Linked DNA regions of Homo sapiens: region 2 is linked to region 1. A link is a loop called in an ENCODE intact Hi-C map of the cell type or tissue named here. Cell type or tissue: IMR-90. All regions are shown on one strand. Links, peaks and the distances in the headings refer to the core of each region. The heading gives the core; the rest is flanking DNA. Region 1 overlaps RERE (arginine-glutamic acid dipeptide repeats). Region 2 overlaps RERE (arginine-glutamic acid dipeptide repeats).

The links. Peaks named below come from ENCODE experiments on the same cell type or tissue, not always from the same donor. Only the 100,000 strongest peaks of a DNase experiment are listed, where the experiment ranks them.
Region 2: a loop joins it to region 1, with 4 times the contacts of the local background. A loop is called at or near these places in 3 of 110 quality-filtered maps.

What each region holds. Positions count from the first base shown.
Region 1 is chr1:8,459,732-8,468,566 of GRCh38, forward strand. It overlaps RERE (arginine-glutamic acid dipeptide repeats), which reads right to left. Exons shown (of 23, transcript NM_001042681.2): 11 at 6,194-6,292. Among named protein-coding and RNA genes, the nearest start is that of SNORD128, 31 kb to the right of the region's middle. RefSeq lists an enhancer at 1-794. In IMR-90, for the core only: a CTCF peak has its summit at 5,432; DNase peaks (open chromatin) are centred at 3,570 and 5,460; H3K27ac peaks cover 4,281 bases.
Region 2 is chr1:8,557,448-8,566,282 of GRCh38, forward strand. RERE (arginine-glutamic acid dipeptide repeats) reads right to left here. Exons shown (of 23, transcript NM_001042681.2): 5 at 1-76. Among named protein-coding and RNA genes, the nearest start is that of SNORD128, 67 kb to the left of the region's middle. In IMR-90, for the core only: a CTCF peak has its summit at 3,790; a DNase peak (open chromatin) is centred at 3,814; H3K27ac peaks cover 465 bases.

The DNA.
Region 1 (8,835 bases), core at 437-8,436:
TGAGGTTTTAAATTCCCTTTAATGATTTTAGGATGTTGTTCTAACAATAAAAAAAACAATCTGCACAAAACCCTAAAAAGAATAAGAAAGTGAAAAGGTTCGTACTAGATGACCTACAAGACTCTCCTATCATCATTTTTGAATGACTACATAAAATGGTCAACAACTCTGGAAATTTTACCATTCCTAAAATAAATATAACTAACCCTTCCCCTATATTGTGGATGTAAAATTTTAAAACAAAATCACCAAGATTATTAGTATCTGAAATCCACGTAACCATAACTACAAGCTCTGAGAGCCTCTCTCCCTCTTTGTCATTGTCCTCCTTGCTGTTTTCACCTCCACAACCTCCTGCTGCTATTGGATCTTAACGGGGATTTTGCTGTGAATTCCATTTTCCTCAGCTGCCATGCAAACAGTAAATAAAATTCATTGTATTTTTGCCCCACTAAGCAGCCCCGTCTTCTGGCACATTCAGATGCCTAGCTTGAAAAGAGTGAACAATGAAAACAATGTTTTCTCAAGCAGACATTCCAAAAAGGGCATAACAAAGGCATCTGGAGATGCTGCTGGGGAAAGACACCCTGCAAATAGTTGTGTGTATTCTGTGTAAGTAATTCCTTGACCGGCCGCACGGGTTCACTGGATTACAAATATTTAGAAAATTACTTTGCCATCTCATGTCAATTTTGAAAGAAGGATTTTCATTTATATTTATGATAGACTGAGCTTTAAATTGAAGGAAGATTTAGATGTTTTAAAATTTATGAGCTTGTAAATAAATCCATGTACATGGCCAATTAAGGTTTATCACTACCACAGATTAACTATTTTTGGATAAAAATTTCAGAGCTTATTTGTATCTAGATTGTTCACCTCAATGTATTACATCAAAATTGATATAAAATATTTAATGGGTAGTGTATTTCAAGATAAAAGCTATAGTTACCCAAGATGAAATAAAAACACCCTGTAGTAACATGGTAAGCAACAGAACCTTCACTTTGTGCAACACCTGGATTGTTGCGGAAAGCGAATTCAACATGAAAATAATTTTAAAAACCAAAACGCAGCTAAGTGGATAGGAAGCAAAGAGTGAGATGCACAGCTCACTGGAGCACCCAATCTTACAATCTTGCAAGTCAAACCAAACTCCACAAGGAAAATGCAGGCCCTGAATTTTAAAAAGAATTCAATTAGCATCCCCAGTATTTCCATAATCAACAGCTGAATGCTAATTAAGAGCACAGCATCAAGCGGCAACGGAATCCCAGTGCAATAAGCACCAACACAACAGCAGCAAATGCTACCTTCAGCTCGCATGCATAAATAAACAGAATTAATAACCACCCAAGCATGGAAGGGTGACTTAATCTGTTTCGATTAGGTGCAGTTCAGCCTGGGGCCTTTATGTTATATTTGAATGTGTTCATCATGTTTAATTAAAAACCTAATAATCTAAGATTTGTTTTGTTTGGGTTTTTTTTTTTAATGTTTTAATCTCTATTTCCTCCTCTTTATCTTCCTAAGTTCTACCAATCTGGATGACTTCCTGAAAAGGAACAGTATTTTTAGCATAATATATGTGAAATTGATTAACCATCAATGTAACTCTCAGAGGCAGAAGGCAGCCATTTACTTTGGCTCCACCCTTACCCATACCTTGGTATTTAAAGCTTCACAAACTGACCTAGCATTTCTTCCAAAATGCTTCTCTGATCAAACCAAGTTTACTTAGCCTGAAAGACATGACCCAGGTGTTGCTCACAGACACTCGGCAAAAGCAAAATTAATTTGCAGTATCCGGTACAGAATTTGACAGAAACTGGCACATTTTGGCTTCAGTTCAAGATTTGAAGTGTCTCAGCCCCAAAGCAACTTCAATTAGGAACATCATACACGCACACTGTCAGAGAAATAAACTGAGAGTTTGAGATGAAAGGCCTCCTATTGTGTGATTCTGAGGTCTAAGATCTCCAGAATTCATGATTATCTGAAAGACCTAGGAAAAAGAGGTCAGGTGATAGGAGGAGGAGGAAGAGGAGAAGGAGGAGTAGGAAGAACAAGAAGAAAGAGTTTAATGTGTGAGCTTTTTCCAAAAGTACTTTTATTATTATTATTTTTTTTGGAGACAGAGTCTTGCTCTGTTGCCCAGGCTGGAGTGCAGTGCCATGATCACGGCTCACTGCAGCCTCTAACCCCTGGACTCAAGCGATTCTCCAACCTCAGCCTCCCAAGTAACTGGGACTACAGGCACATGGCACCATGTTCAGCTATTTTATTATGTTTTTAATTTTTTTGTGGAGACAAGGTCTTGCTGTGTTGACCAGGCTCCAAAAGTAAAATTTTTAAGGTTGGTTTCTGAGGCATGTAAAAGTTTTTCTCTTTAATGTGCTGATTCATAACTATTAACTATTAAAAGTTTTAAAATGCTGGATTGAAGACACTCAATTATAGTGAAGAACTTTTTAAAAGGATTACCTTGAACAAAGAGTCATCAATATTCTTCAAGCCTCTCATATGGAGAGAAACTATCTTCATCATTAAGTCCTTACCCTTAATAAGTTTACAAACTCGGAGGACAATCAACTCAGAAATAAGACCGCAAGGAATGAAGAGCTGGGGATCAGAAGTCAGCACGAGGAGGCAGAGGATGAACTGCCAAGCGAGTGACGCGCAGAGGGGAGACAGTGCGAAGAGGGAGCACTGGCCGCGGGATGGGCCAGGAACCGAGCTGAGACTGGAGAACGAGTAGGGTCTGCACTGGCATGAGAGGTTAGTTTCTTCATAGAGCAGCAGGCCTGCCAGGCCCAGGAGGTGCAGAGGCCCAGCCTGTCCGCTGCACAGCAGGGAACTCACACCTTCAGGTGCTTATTTCACCAACCCTCTCACAGAGCAGCTGCTTCAAAGTATTCATGTAAAAATGCCAAGGGAAACCCGTTCATCAAGACTGTTGTAGTCAGATCAGACACTGGGTAGTTAGAACAAATTAATATGCCAGCGGCAGCGAAGTTTAGTAATAAGTAGCCAGGCATTGTGGCTTGCCTGTAGTCCCAGCTGCTCAGAGGCTGATGTGGGAGGATCACTTGAGCCCAACAGTTTGAGTCCAGCCTGGACAACATAGCAAGACCCCCATCTCTTAAAAAATAGTAATGATAATAATAAAAATAATAATTAGAATGTTCCAAGTATATAGAAAACTGGGAGGAAAAAAGGGGGAGGTAGGCCCATGTATTTATGTTAGCTGGAACACATTTGTTTTGCTTATTCCTGTGATTCCTGAGGTGAGAAAATGTGGTAAATTTAACAGAAGGGGGCCACATGAACACAGCAGGTGTTTTTTCACAGCCAAAGCCAGGCGAGGGTAAAGAGGGGACTGCCTTGTTGCCACATAAATCTCTTCAAAGATTTGATTTGGATCCATTCACCAGAAGCTTCCTTCAACCTCTCAATTATTCAGTCAGTCTCTCTTCTTCACTGCTGAGGTTTTCAAAGTGAAGCTTCACTTCCTACACATAAGGGAACCATTTGATCCTGAGGCTCTACAAGGGCTGGATGGCTGCCAAGACATTTTTCAAACCAAGAAGCAAACATGATAAAAATGACCCCAAACGGATACGGATGTATACAGTTAAGGATCATTATTCCATACTCAAAATATTCACCACTTTGGAGTCCTGTTTTGTTTTTCAAAATAAACCAGGCTCTTTCTGATGTGCAAAACTTCCCTCTCAGCTCACAGCGACAAATCCTCAAGCAGCAGCAATGGGGAGACAATCAACAGCTGCCTGATGTTACAAGCAGGCGCTGCAGGAAAAGGAAAGCAGCTTTCTCTTCAGCAGGAAGAGAGGACTTTGGCTGTGTATTTTTAAAATTCCAGAGGGAATGAAAGGTCACAAGAGAAATGAAAGAAGGGAGAGAGGAGAGCCATGGCTAGCGAGGGGCTGGGAGGCATGAGTGAGGAGTGGGGAGGGTGGGAGACACCAAGAAGAGGCAGGGAAGTGGGGAAGGAGAGAGGACGCCAAAGGGCATGGAGACTGAAGAGAGAGGAGATGGCCAGGAACTGAGGGAAATGCAGAAGCAGAAGCAGCCATGGATTGCAAGCTGACAAGGCCCTGAGGCCGCCTAGGCCAGGCTGAGAGGACTGAAGACAATCTCACAAAGGGTGGTTAAACGACCACAGTCTATACACTTGTTCCATCCTTTTCATCTCCTTATGTGTTTCTTCCACACAGGCTTTTCGCAGAATTTTAAAACCTTGTCAATCAGATCTCTTATCCACTCCTCACATAAACAGGCTTACAGTAAAAAAACAGTATCACTACGACTTCTCAAAACTGAATTTAACGTTGTCTAAACATTTTAAAATGTTTAAGATGTTTCTTTCTCTTTAATAATAACGTTAAGATTTTTATGGTTTTGTTTGTTTTAAAACAGCTTCATGAACTCTGTAAGTCTGATAAAGTTAAAGTCTTAAGGAACTATTCAACAAGCACTCCATTACCAAACCCTAGGGCCATTTCAGTGCATCTCAGCTCCGCCTAGCTTTTCCCATTCCTCAGCCCTTGCCCACCCTCACCCACAGCCATTCTAGGAGCAAATTCTCTTTTCTCTACCTTCAAGGTGCAGCCTGGATCTCGCTGCTTCTTATCACGACCACTGCTGCCACACCACCCAGCCACCAGTCCCAGCCTGGTGTGCAGCAACCCCCAGAGACCACCGGACTCAGCGGCCAGTGTGAGCCCCACTGTCGGAGCAAGTCACTCCTCTGTTCAGAAGCTGCTCATGTGGGGCACATCACCATGCCCTGACAGCAGGCCAACAGGTCACACCTGATCTGCTCCCTCTAGGGCACCCCTCCCACCACTCCCCTCCTTGCTGTGTTGCAGAAACATTCCTGCCTACTTCTTGAACATGCCAAGCATGCTTTCACCTTAGGGCCCAGAATTCTCTAATATCCAAAAGGCTGCCTTCCTCACCTTACTAAGGTCTCATCTAAATGTTACTTACCAGGACTTTCCTGATCCTCCCTTAGCTAAGACAGTACCCCACCCAGCTGATTCTCCCTCATTACCCTATTCTGTATCTGCTTCACCACCCCCGGCACATACTCATTTATGAAGGTCTCCCCTCTTAAAACTTAAGACTCCCAAGGAGGGACAACACCTGGCACGCAAGCAGGCACTCAGTAAATATTGCTGAATCAATGAAAGAGCGGGATCAGGAAAGCACATACAATTTCTAAACATTCTTTCTTAGCATATTTTAAAATACAGGAGAGGAACTTGCAATCAATAGGTGTATTAGTGCCAGCCTTCATTTAAATTTCATTCGACCTGAAAGGCAAATGTCAAGCGGTAACATTCATACTGAAGACTGTATTTGCAAAAGCACAAGAAATCCGTAAGTCGTTTACAGCAATGCCTTTTACAAGTCACAAGATGGAGATGTAGCTTCATTAAAACTGTCTGCTGGATGGGAATCCATGGGTTTGCAAGGCTGTATCTGTGGGCACATTTCTCTCCCCCCACTTCCTTCAACAGGCCACAGCAATACAATCAGTATGTAAAATCCAGCATATTTATTTCATCAACTCTCTGCTTCCCGCTTGTAATCAATGTCCTTTAAGGAGGTCAGGGGTCTTACAAGCCCTATAAAAACAAGTCACCAAGCCAAGCATGGTAGAGCATGCCTACAGTCCCAGCTACTTAAGAAGCTGGGGCAAGAGGACTGATGGAGCCCAGGAGTTCAAAACCAGCCTGAGCAACACGGCAAAACCCCCTTCTCTAAAATAATTATGATTAAAAAAAAGACAAGTCACCAACCCTACTTTAGGTTATATGTCCACGGGTTTTAACATGCTGTCTTTAAATAGGGAGGTATCACAAGCTAGCTTGCACCAAAAACAAGTTCAAATTAACTTTTTTTAGGAGTAACTATCAATTTCTCCTTTCTTTCCATGAAAGTTGGACAATCTTTCCCGACATCTATGAAGCCTAATCTTAATAAAATCAAGTCTTTCTGTACAATTAAGGGGCTGAAGGGCCCCATCCTCCTGCCTGGCGCTGCCACGGACAGCCATTCTGCATGACTGAAGCTTCTGCTTTCCCTGAGCAGCAGGGAGGTCACACACTGAGACGCCGGTGGCCCGATGCCCCAGAGCACAAGGCAAATGCTGGTTCCTGCTCACCACTTCGTCCTCGGTCCAGCACTTCTCGATGAGCTTGGGCACAGGCTTCTTCACCAGGCGCTGCAGGGCTTTGCCAGCATCGTAACCGCTTTCATGCAGCTAAAACAACAACAATTATAGTTAGCTAACTGCACCAAATAACAGACAGGACACAATCGATCCAAGGCAAGCTCCTCATTGACTATCTCCCACAGAAGAGTCAGGAAAGGGGCACTGAGACTCCATCATTTCAGTAGGCGCAGGAATTTGTTCTCATCCAAGACCACCCTATCCCAACCCCTATTCTACTCACTCTGGGAGAGGGAGGCAGGCAAGGCAGAAAATATTTTGGCAAAGATAGGAATAGGATTCCCCTATATTCCCATAAAGCAAACATTTAGGGAATGTTTGGCCCCGCCCAGTGCTCAGGACATTCCATGCAATCATTATCTTACTTAATCCTATGGGGAAAGTATTCTCTCATTTAATCTACGGTTTAGGAGCTATCATCGCCCTACTTCACAGATGAGGAAACTGAGGCACAGAAAGATCAAGTAAAGATGTTCACCACACTGAGCCAGCAGGTGGTGAAGCCAAGACTCCAACCCAGCCAGGAGGACCCCTACTCTTGCCTCATTCTCCGCAAAGCAGCGTAAAGTCACACTAGATTATGTTCTTTCTTTTTAGCATTTCTTAAGTTTTTTGACTGTGCTAATTTCACACAAAAACAAAATATTTAAAGTGGCTAAAATTTAAGAGCTTTTTAAAGAAAGTAAGTCTGTAATAGTATGCTAGTTTTTCAGTACATATGAATAAAGATGCAGGTTTATCTACATATTCCCTTTAGGACCAGACTTGTTTCTTGTCAAAGCTAATCAACTTTTCTCACCCTGCGTCTTTTCAACCCTGTGTAGTGTCTGGCACCATGGACACCTTCCCACCTCGCAAAGATGCTCCAGACACTCCAAGTTTCTGAGTTCCAACTTGCAGATAATGTAGAGAAACAGCAGGTACAAAGATCCTCCTGCTCTATCTACCTCCCCATACTGTGGCTGTCACTCAGAATTCTCATTGGAAATCCACCTTTCCTGTACACATCTAGTCTTCTTACACAAAGATTGGCTTTGTCTAAGACTTGCATCTCCAGTGCTGAACACAGTCCATAGTATAAGGTAATACTCCAGAAAAACTTGCTAACTTCCTAAATAAAATACTAGGTTCTGGGACACAGCAGTAAACAACACAGAGATCCCCGTTCTCATGGAGTGGACGTTCTGATCTTTTCACTCGTGCTTCAATCTCTTATTTTAACAATGAGCCAGCATTTGCCGAACATTCAGGTCAAGTAAAGCTGAACATTCAAGACATGTAAAGAATAAACCTTAATAAGTCACAGTCCTTATTTCCAGGAAACTTACAAATTGGTACAGATACAAAACATACAAAATGACAAGATCAAGTAGGTTGTAATAATTACTCTTGCTTAGGTTTAGGCAAAGACCTATGGAATCACAAGAGGAGACAGCCATGTGTTTCCTCTTTCTAACAGAAGACTCCGGAGGACATGCAGATGCCTTCCTGGCAACTGCTGGAGCCCCTGGGCTGGGCACACAGTAAGCTGGCAGTGGTAAATATTTGTTGAATGAAATCAATAAATAAATGCTGAAACACACACTGCAAGTCTCTCTTCCAAACATTTAACTGCCAACAAAAGGAATATCACAAACATTCATTTTCTTTTATTTTTTTCTTTTTTTTTGAGACGGAGTCTTGCTCTGTTGCCCAGGCTGGAGTGCAGTGGCGCGATCACGGCTCACTGCAAACTCTGCCTCCCGGGTTCACGCCATTCTCCTGCCTCAGCTTCCTGAGTAGCTGGGATTACAGGCGCCTGCCACCACGCCCGGCTTATTTTTTGTATTTTTAATAGAGATGGGGTTTCATCGTGTTAACCAGAATGGTCTCGATCTCTTGACCTCGTGATCCACCCGCCTCGGCCTCCCAAAGTATTGGGATAACAGGCATGAGCCACCGCACCCGGCCCAAACATCCATTTTCAATGCTCACTCAGCAAAACAGAAAGTATTAAAAATTTGAATTTCCAGAGCATTCTCACAGTTTAGAGGGCACTAATTTATTTTAAATCAAGACTGGGAAGTCCAGGTTGTACATTAGCTATAAGAATAAATCAACTATCTTAAAACAAAACAAAACACCTACAACAATGATCAATACTGGATCCCACTTGGGAGTGGTGGTGCAATGAATAAATATTAACTTATTTATTTTTATTATTATTTATCAATAAATTCGTATTTATTATTACCATTAGACTCTTTTAAAAATAAAATACTATTATGATTTGCAAATGTTTGAAAACTATCCAACCTAGGCTTCTTTCAGACGTATAAAAAGATCTGAAATAAAGTCAGATTCTCATACTTTGCCTAATATCCAGAACAAGCAGACATTTGTCAAGTTCTATAACACAATGGGGGTTTATAATCACAGGTCAACGTGGATTGGAACTGAATAAAAGGAAGAATTACATGCCTATTTAATGCAAAAAGCACACATTTTAGTGATAATTTGAAATCAAATGAAGTTGATCAAATCATAAATTTTTAATGAAAAGCTCATGGCAAAATTAACAACTTTTATAAGAG
Region 2 (8,835 bases), core at 282-8,281, 98 kb after region 1:
GCTGATACACAGAATCTGGAACCTCAGATTGACGGTAGTACCATTTGACGTTCATGAGGAGATGGTCCCTCTTACTCTGAAAAGGAAAATCTAACAGCATTAGGAACAGGATTTCAGGTGGCCACAAGTGCATATCATACCCATGACCAAAAGCCCCTGTAAACGGGTGGACACGTAGATAGGGAGAGACACAATTACCATCAGGACCACAACAATACATAAGTCAGTTATGAGGTCAAGTTTTGTTTTTTAAAAACACCCATCAATAGATCCCTCTCACCTTACCCCTCTAAACTGCTTATTTCAGGAAACAAAAGGAGACCAGTCTTGAATCTGTTTATCTCCCCAGTTTAACTAATCCATTCAAAATTACATTTTTATTTAACATTAACTATACAATACTACATTAATATATCCTTCTATTTTAATCTTTAATCATTTTGGTAAATATTTAGAGTCAGTGTTAGCTGACTGTCAAGGCTCATTAAGGGCAATAAGGCTAGAAAGAACTTACCCCACAAGGCCTGGCACAAAATAATCTCTTCTCCAAGGTTTGCCTATTACCCAGACTAAATCAGATTCTCCTTCCACTGTTTAGCCACAGTTATTGTTAAGTGCCAAATGAATATAGCGAAGAATGGGTGGTGATGAAGGTACTATGAGTCCAGAGACCTCATCTCATTTATTTCCGAATCTCCAGATAATAGAACATCTTGTATAAAATTATTTGTGAATAATGAAGAATTTTATGATTATCACATAAATGATCCTGTAAATGTTTGTAGGACACTGCACTATGTTATCCCTAAAAGTTAATTTTGTTCCCAGTTTGTTCAGAGAATAAAGGATCAAATATTGCCCTTCCATTAGCAAGTTATGGGGCTGCAGCTTGCAAAAGATCATCTCTGTGGCTGGTCAAGAAATAGCTCAACAGGGAGTGCACTGAGGTTCCCTGCGGCCTCCTAAAATACTTTTCCAACCCATGTGCGGCCTTAACAGGCTTCTCCAAGGTGAATGCAGTATCATGCCTTTCAGCAGCCTCTACGTTCTCATCACAGGCCCGTTGGTCAGTAATGAATGAGAGCTAAAATTCAAGAAATGCCTCATGTTTATAAAGGGGATGCCTAAATCCTAAAATATGATAAAAGAGCCCTCATTAATGAAGGAAGATGCTTCCTGCTTTAACGAGCAAGTCACAAATATAGCCAACACTAAAACACCAGGAAGGTTCCAAAAAACCTTTGCTAAAAAACACTTAAAAGCCATTTAAAGAATCAGAAAGATGACAATTGCCACAAGTTTCAACAGAACTCAAATGTGAAGATGTGTTATTTCTTTTTTTTTTCCTTTTCTTTTTTTTTTTTTTGAGAAGGAGCCTCACTGTGTCGCCCAGGCTGGAGTGCAGTGGCGTGATCTCGGCTCACTGCAACCTCCACCTCCTAGGTTCAAACGATTCTCCTGCCTCAGCCTCCCAAGTAGCTGGGATTATAGGTGTGTGCCACCATGCCCAGCTATTTTTTGTATTTTTAGTAGAGACATGTTTTGACAATGTTGGCCAGACTGGTCAGGAACTCCTGACCTCAGGTGATCCATCCACCCACCTCGGCCTCCCAATCTGCTGGGATTTCAAGCATGAGCCACCACGCCGGCCGAAAATGTGCTGTTTTAAAGTAAATACAAAAATTAGCCGGGTATGGTGGGGCATGCCTATAATCCCAGCTACTCAGGAGGCTGAGGCAGGAGAATTGCTTGAACCTGGGAGGCGGAAGTTGAGGTGAGCCAAGATCGTGCCATTGCACTCCAGCCTGGGCAACAAGAGCAAAACTCCAGCTCAAAAAAAAAAAAAAAAAAAAAAAACAGAACAAAACAAAACAAAAAACCAAAGTAAATAACATAAATACCAAGATTCTTTTTTTGCATTTAACTGTGCCAAATACACATGCCTACAAAAATACGGCATCATCACTGGTTTAATTACACTTTATACATAGAATAATCCTACATGATGAGTACTCTTTAATATTTATGCATTTTATGCCTTTATATTAAAATTTCTGATGGCAAAAAAAACTTTCTACACTGTTTATGCTTCAGATGGGAAAAAGAGGACATACCAGTATGTTAAATAAATAGAATAAATGTTACATGTAGCAGTTTAGAGAAATAATTACTTTCAGCAGGGGATTATGGATGTGCTAACATCTGACTTGAGAAAAAATGGGAGAGATTTCAATGAATTTTTTCATTGAAATAAAGATAGACAAACTACTGAACATATCCAGACCCCACAGTCCATCTGCATGCATCAACGAAGCCATTCTGGGGAAATATGGAGAAGAACCTGAGTCCTGACTCTGTCTGGCCTTTAGTGAGCTTACAGGACAACTGGAGTTTTCTAACTCTATTGCTGACCAAATACACAGGCAGCAAGGGACAAATCGCCAGGACATGGGAGAGCAGCTAGAAAGTGTAGGAGATCAGGATATACCACCTCAAAATATGCTCTCTGGCACAAGGATTATTTAGCCAAGAACTTAAGAGGGGTAGAGGAAAAATTATATTTTGTCTCCAAGAAAACTTAGTTTCTTCCCTCGGCAGGATAATAAAAAGCAGGACCAGGATAAGATTACTCATTATAGAAAAAATATATATAAACCAGGGGAAGAAGCAGCACCTGTTTGGCAGTGCTTGGGGATGCATTCAGTTAAAATACGCTGTCTATAATAAGGACTTGCTCAACCTCAGCACTACTGACATTTGGGCCAGAGGATTCTTTGTTGTGGGGATCTGCCTGTGCACTGTTAGATGCTTATGACATCCCCGGCTTCTAACCACTAATTGCCAGTAGCACCCATCGTCCAGTTCTGACAACCAAAACTGTCTCTAAACATTGCTAAATCTCCCCTGTGGGGACAAAATTGTCCCTAGTTGAGAAATCACTGGTCTAGTAATTCATTTTGTTTTGTTTTTTAAGGAAAACAAAATCAGAATGGCAAAAATAAAACCTGGTTCGAGCACTACAGGGTAGGGAAGATGGCCTACTGGAAAGAAGATGGGAAGGCCTGTGGCCCCCTCCAATCTCAATTCCATGACTTCCCATGTATGTGACTTGGGGCACATTACCGAGATTCTCCCAATCTCCCCTTTTCTGTAAAAAGGAGATACTGAAATCTACCTAAAATAATTACTGAAAGAATAGAAAAGACAGAAAGCATCTAGAACTGAGTAGGTGCTCAATGAATATTGTTTCCTCTATTGGTAGGTGATTGTAACCAATAGTTCACAGAAAAATCTGAAGAACTGTGCCGAGAAGTGTGGGAGTTACTTCTTCACCAGAACTTGGTTTCCTACAAGGGATGATAGTGATCTCTAGTCACTGAGCTACTAATACATGCTTCAGTGCTCACAGAAATGTATTACTTCACTGAGCATACAGGAGTCCAGATCTACTAGCACTCCTAACAACAATCTTTTAAAATCTACCATCTATGTATTTCTGCAACACATTTAAGACATCTGAAAACCTGAAGGGCAACAGAAATACCTTTTAGATACAGTAACTCAAATTTGTACAATGTCTATCTTTCAGAACCAAGCCAGGGATACTGGTGATCTTCTGAAGTACAATATCTATGTTATCTTATGGTGTAGGAATACCTACTGATTACACACACAAATAAATTAACTGCTTTGGTTTATTTGTACCTAGATGTATGACTCCTAATATTATACTTTACAATGGCAGTGAAGGAACTATTGGATTCCCCAATGCAGTACTATGCAATAACCAGGGAGTGGCAGCATTGTGCTGAAAAGACTTCACAATCAATTCCACAGATAAAACACACAAAGGTAGACTGGAAGTAAACAACAATTTGAAACAAATTTAAGTAGCTGTAATATCCACAATCTTTCTAAATAGGCCGGTAACTTAATTAAAAATGAAAAGTCCATAAAGGGAGGCAGTGTGTGGTTTCAGCAGTACTAGATTACAATTAGGTAATCTAGGATTACAGTTCAGTCTGCAACTGCTAGTTGCAACCTGAGTGGAGTCCCCCAACCCTATGAAAAGTGAAGGGGTGGAACAAAATTGTTTCTATGCTCTCTTTCCATTCTTACATGTTTATATCTAGATTTCCTCCTCAAACAAAACCAAGTAGATAAAATGATGCTGTGGGAGAATCTCTAATTTTTTCTCTGTATCTGTGCAATGGCACTGGCTAACGGTGCCATCCTAAAGGTTTACAAATTAAAATGTCACCTTCAGTGGAAGCTGGCCACTGCTATAATACTGAGGGAAGAAGAGAGCATCCCCTCCCTGAGTAAGTGTTCCCAGAGCTACCTCAGACACAAAAGTATTGCTAGAAAGTTAGACACAGGTAATTATGTAATTCCTACTACTCACTAGTTGAAGAATTTTGTTCAAAATCACAGAAAATTAAAGCCAGACGTGAATTTAGAGATCATGCGATTCAAGCAAAACTGTCTAAGTTTGAATCCTGGCTCTGCAACTTACTAAGCTATGTGACTTTGGGCAAGTAACTTCTCCAAGCCTCAATGCTCTCATATACAAAATGGGAGAAAACCAAGTTTCTACCTTATTTGGTTGTGAGGATTAAATAAATTAATATAAAGCAAGTGGATGAGCTCAAAAAATGTCAGATATTACTATCATTGTTTTACAGAAAAAGAGAGCAGCAAAGATAGAGAGAAAAGAGGTCCCTTAAAGTTTTTGCTTTTCTAAGATTCAAAATTATGTTAGTAATAGTGTCATACAGCAAATTAAGAGGAAAATGTCTTCATTTTTCCAACAATTCTAGAAGCTTGTCAAGAATTTCTCAACAAATAAGCCTCATTTTTTACTACCAATATAATTTAACAATGGCATAAATGTCAAAATGTTTATAAATAATATATTTCAAACAGAATGCAGAATAAAGAGGGAAGTGAAGCTTCCTGTGTGAAAGCACCCTAGGGTGTACTTCTGAATAGTAAGAGGAGACCACTGGGAAGTAAATAACTTCTCACCAGTTTGTTTGTTTGTTTGTTTGTTTGTTTAGAGACAAGGTCTCACTCTGTTACCCAGGCTGGAGTGCAATGGCACCATCATGGCTCACTGCAGCCTCGACCTCCCAGGCTCAAGTGATCCTCCCGCCTCAGCCTCCTGAGTAAGTAGGAACACAGGCACCCAGCTAATTTTTAAAATTTTTTTGTAGAGGTGGACATCTTGCTATGTTTTAAGCCACTAAACAGGAGCACATCCAATCTGCTTAACAATAAAGTTTCAGGACTCTGGGCAAAAAAAAGGGGAGGGGGAGTTGTTTCTGGGCTAAATTATAGACCCTGGCTGGATTTCTCTTGAAATGAAGAACATATGTCGATTTAAGGAGATTAATAGAGGACAAAATCCATCCCCCAAATCTGGGCTTAGAAAAAAGATCCTTATGGTAGCTATCTGGGAGCAGAATAGCAAAGATTTCTACACATCTTTGAATAACAGACAATAGTCTGTTGAGATTTAACAAATTTAAAATAACTGAAATGAAACACTCAGAACTAGATAACTGACAAGCGGTAGACTAGGGGAAAAGGAAGGCAATGGAAACAGGCAAGGCCAAGAAAAAGTTGCTGTTGAAGGGCAACTGTGTTGTCATCAGCAACACACAACACAGTCTGCCCAAACACAGACACAGGGTCTAACGTTGAGATGGAAACTTCCTTTCCTAGAGATCTTTCATGATTATTAATTTAGTGTTTTATCAATTTAAATAGCCTGAGTCTTTCCTAGAAACAGTCTTAATATCAGCCTCAGGGCAATGTTTTTCCACAACATAAAAATAGTAATAATAATCGAGGGGGTATCTGGATAGTTCATAAATACCAATAGGACTAGGGCAGAGAGAGAGAGAGAGTCCTTCACACAGAGGTGGCCTGCAAGCCAGACAGAACAACTGTAAATTCACCTACGATACAGAGGAAAGAGCTTCTTTGTCCCACTGATCACCAGCTGATGATACCTGCCACCAGCTCACAGCAGGGATTATCAGGTCCCCAAAGCCTCCAAAACAGACCACTCCTGTCCCTCTGTGTTATCAAATGTGACAGAGATATCAAGGCCAAAGACAGCCTCAACAGAGTACAAAGATGGATATTAGCAAATAAATAACTTTGCCAAGTCAAAACAATCTGCTGGAGAGAAGAGGAGTAACCTCCTGCATATATTTAACTGCTTAGTCATGGGGGCTCTTGATTCAGAACCAAGTGAAATCAGATCAAAATTCTTACTCTATAAGCCAATATAGCCAACCAAGTTTCTCCAGAAATTTGGGATGAAGTGGCTAACATGTGTATACTGTATGGCTTAAAAAGATACTTTCTGAAGAAACTTTTCATGCATTTCCACAACATGGTGATAATAAGGTTAAGAGTTGTCTGAACATTAGAGGTTTACTGTATAATTCAGAAATGTATACATAAAACTTTTAATTGGTAGTCAGACACTAATTAAGCATACAGAGGGGGGAACACCGTCTCCCAGAGACATCACTATCTCCCTTCAAGTGTGCTCACCAACCAGTTTAAAGAGGCATTAACTCTGCCAGTTGAGCCCACCTCCACTTACAGGACAATGACTGTTAGACGTGTCACCTTAGCTAAGACCTTGGGGACACAGTCATAATGGCTTTGATCATTCCTGACTTCAAGGGAGAAGGGTAGGGACAGACAATGGGGTCAAAGATCACTATTCTTCAAAGATCAAAGCTAACTCCAGATACAGACTGAGTAACCTCTTATCCAAAATACCTGGGACCAGAGGTGTTTCTGATTTCAGAATTTTCTAGATTTTGGAATCTTTGGGTATACATAATGAGATATCTTGGGGATGGGACCCAAGTCTAAACACAAAATTTATTTATGTTTCATATAAACCTCATACACATAGCCTGAGGGTAATTATATAAAACATTTTAATAATATATGCAGCCTGTCACAAAGGTCAGATGTGGAATTTTCTACTTACTGCATCATGTCAGCACTCAAAAAGTTATGGATTTTCAAATTAGAGATGCCCAACCTGTATTTATTTACACAGGTAAATCAAAACTAAAGATAAGCTTTCTGTACCAGTCATAGTTACCCAACTTCATGGATAAATATCTGAAATTAAATTTAATTCAATTAAAATGAAATTAGATCCAGGAATCCCACTTCTGTGAATTTACCAAAATATTTAAAATCAGTTTGTCAAAGAGAAGCCTGCACTCCCAAGTTTATCACAGTACTATTCACAATAAACAAGTTAGGGAATCAACCTCAGTGCCTATCAACAATGAATGGAGACAGAAAATGTGGTGTGTGTGTATGTATGTGTGTGTATATGTGTATGTGTGTGTGTGTGTGTGTGTGTGTGTGTGTGTGTGTGTATATATATATATAAAACTACTATTCAGTCTTTAAAAAGAAGACTCCTGTCATCTGCAACAACATGAATTGAACTGGAGAATATTATGCTAAGTTAAATAAGCCAGGAATTGAAAGACAAATACCACATGTGCTTATTACATGTGGACTCAAACAACCCAACTCACAGAAGTGAAGAGAAGTGGTTACAGAGGCTGGGCAGTGGGGGGAATGGGGAGCTAATGCTCAAAGGGTACAAAATCTCAGTAAAGAAGAATAACTGGGTTTTTTAAATGATCGACTGCACAACATGATTAATATAGTTAATAACAGTGTATTGTACATTTCAAAATTGGTAAGAGAGTAAATTTCAAATGTTGCCATCATAAAAAATGATAATTAGCTTGAATTATTCTACATTGTATTAATGAATCATACATCATTTTGTACTCCATACATATATACAATTATAAGTTGTCAGCTTACAACAAAATGAAATTTTAAAAATGAAATTAGATAGGAAATATCTTGTAATATTTCAAGCCTCTACCCTATTTAACATAAGACTCTAAGAATGCCCGGGCACCGTGGCGCATGCCTGGAATCCCAGCACTTTGGGAGGCAGAGGCAGGTGGATCACCTGAGGTCAGGAGTTCATGACCAGCCTGGCCAACATGGTGAAACCCTGTCTCTACTAAAAATACAAAAATTAGTTGGGTGTGGTGGTGGGTGCCTATAATCCCAGCTACTCGGGAGGCTGAGTGAGGCAGTAGAATGGCTTGAACCCAGAAGGTGGAGGTTGCAGTGAGCGGAGATCGTGCCACTGCACTCCAGCCTGGGCAACAAGAGCGCAACTCTGTCTCAAAACCAAACAAACAAAAAGGATCTAAGAATTTTACATATCTATATATATTATCCATATAACTTTACAGCCATTACAGCTCAAAACGCCAGGAAAGAGGTATAGAAAAACCTAAAGCAGAGTATACCACCAGGCCTCAGGCCATCAAGGTTCATGTATCCCAGGGTTCTGCTCTGACATGGGGACCAGTGGGTAAGGGGAAAAACTGAAATACTGACTCCACAGACTCTTCTCAGGAGAAAGAAAGGACTGAATATACTTTATAATTACACCATCCTATACACATCTCCCAAATGCACTGAGTCATTAAACATTTTGTTTCATTTTGAGAGGGCAGAGTGAGGCCTCGCAAGTAAATTTCTTATTGCCATTGATAAAGTATCCACTCTTGTTTGATCCTGGAACACCTTCTCCCAACCTTGGTGTATTTTAGTGTAGCGCTGGAACTGAACAGACCTAAAAATCCACAGGGTCGTCTTCTGCATCCACTCTCAGTGGGGCCTGAATCCACCTATGGAAGGACCACGGCTGTGGCACAGCTCCCCTCAGGTGGCCACACAACTCCCATTTCT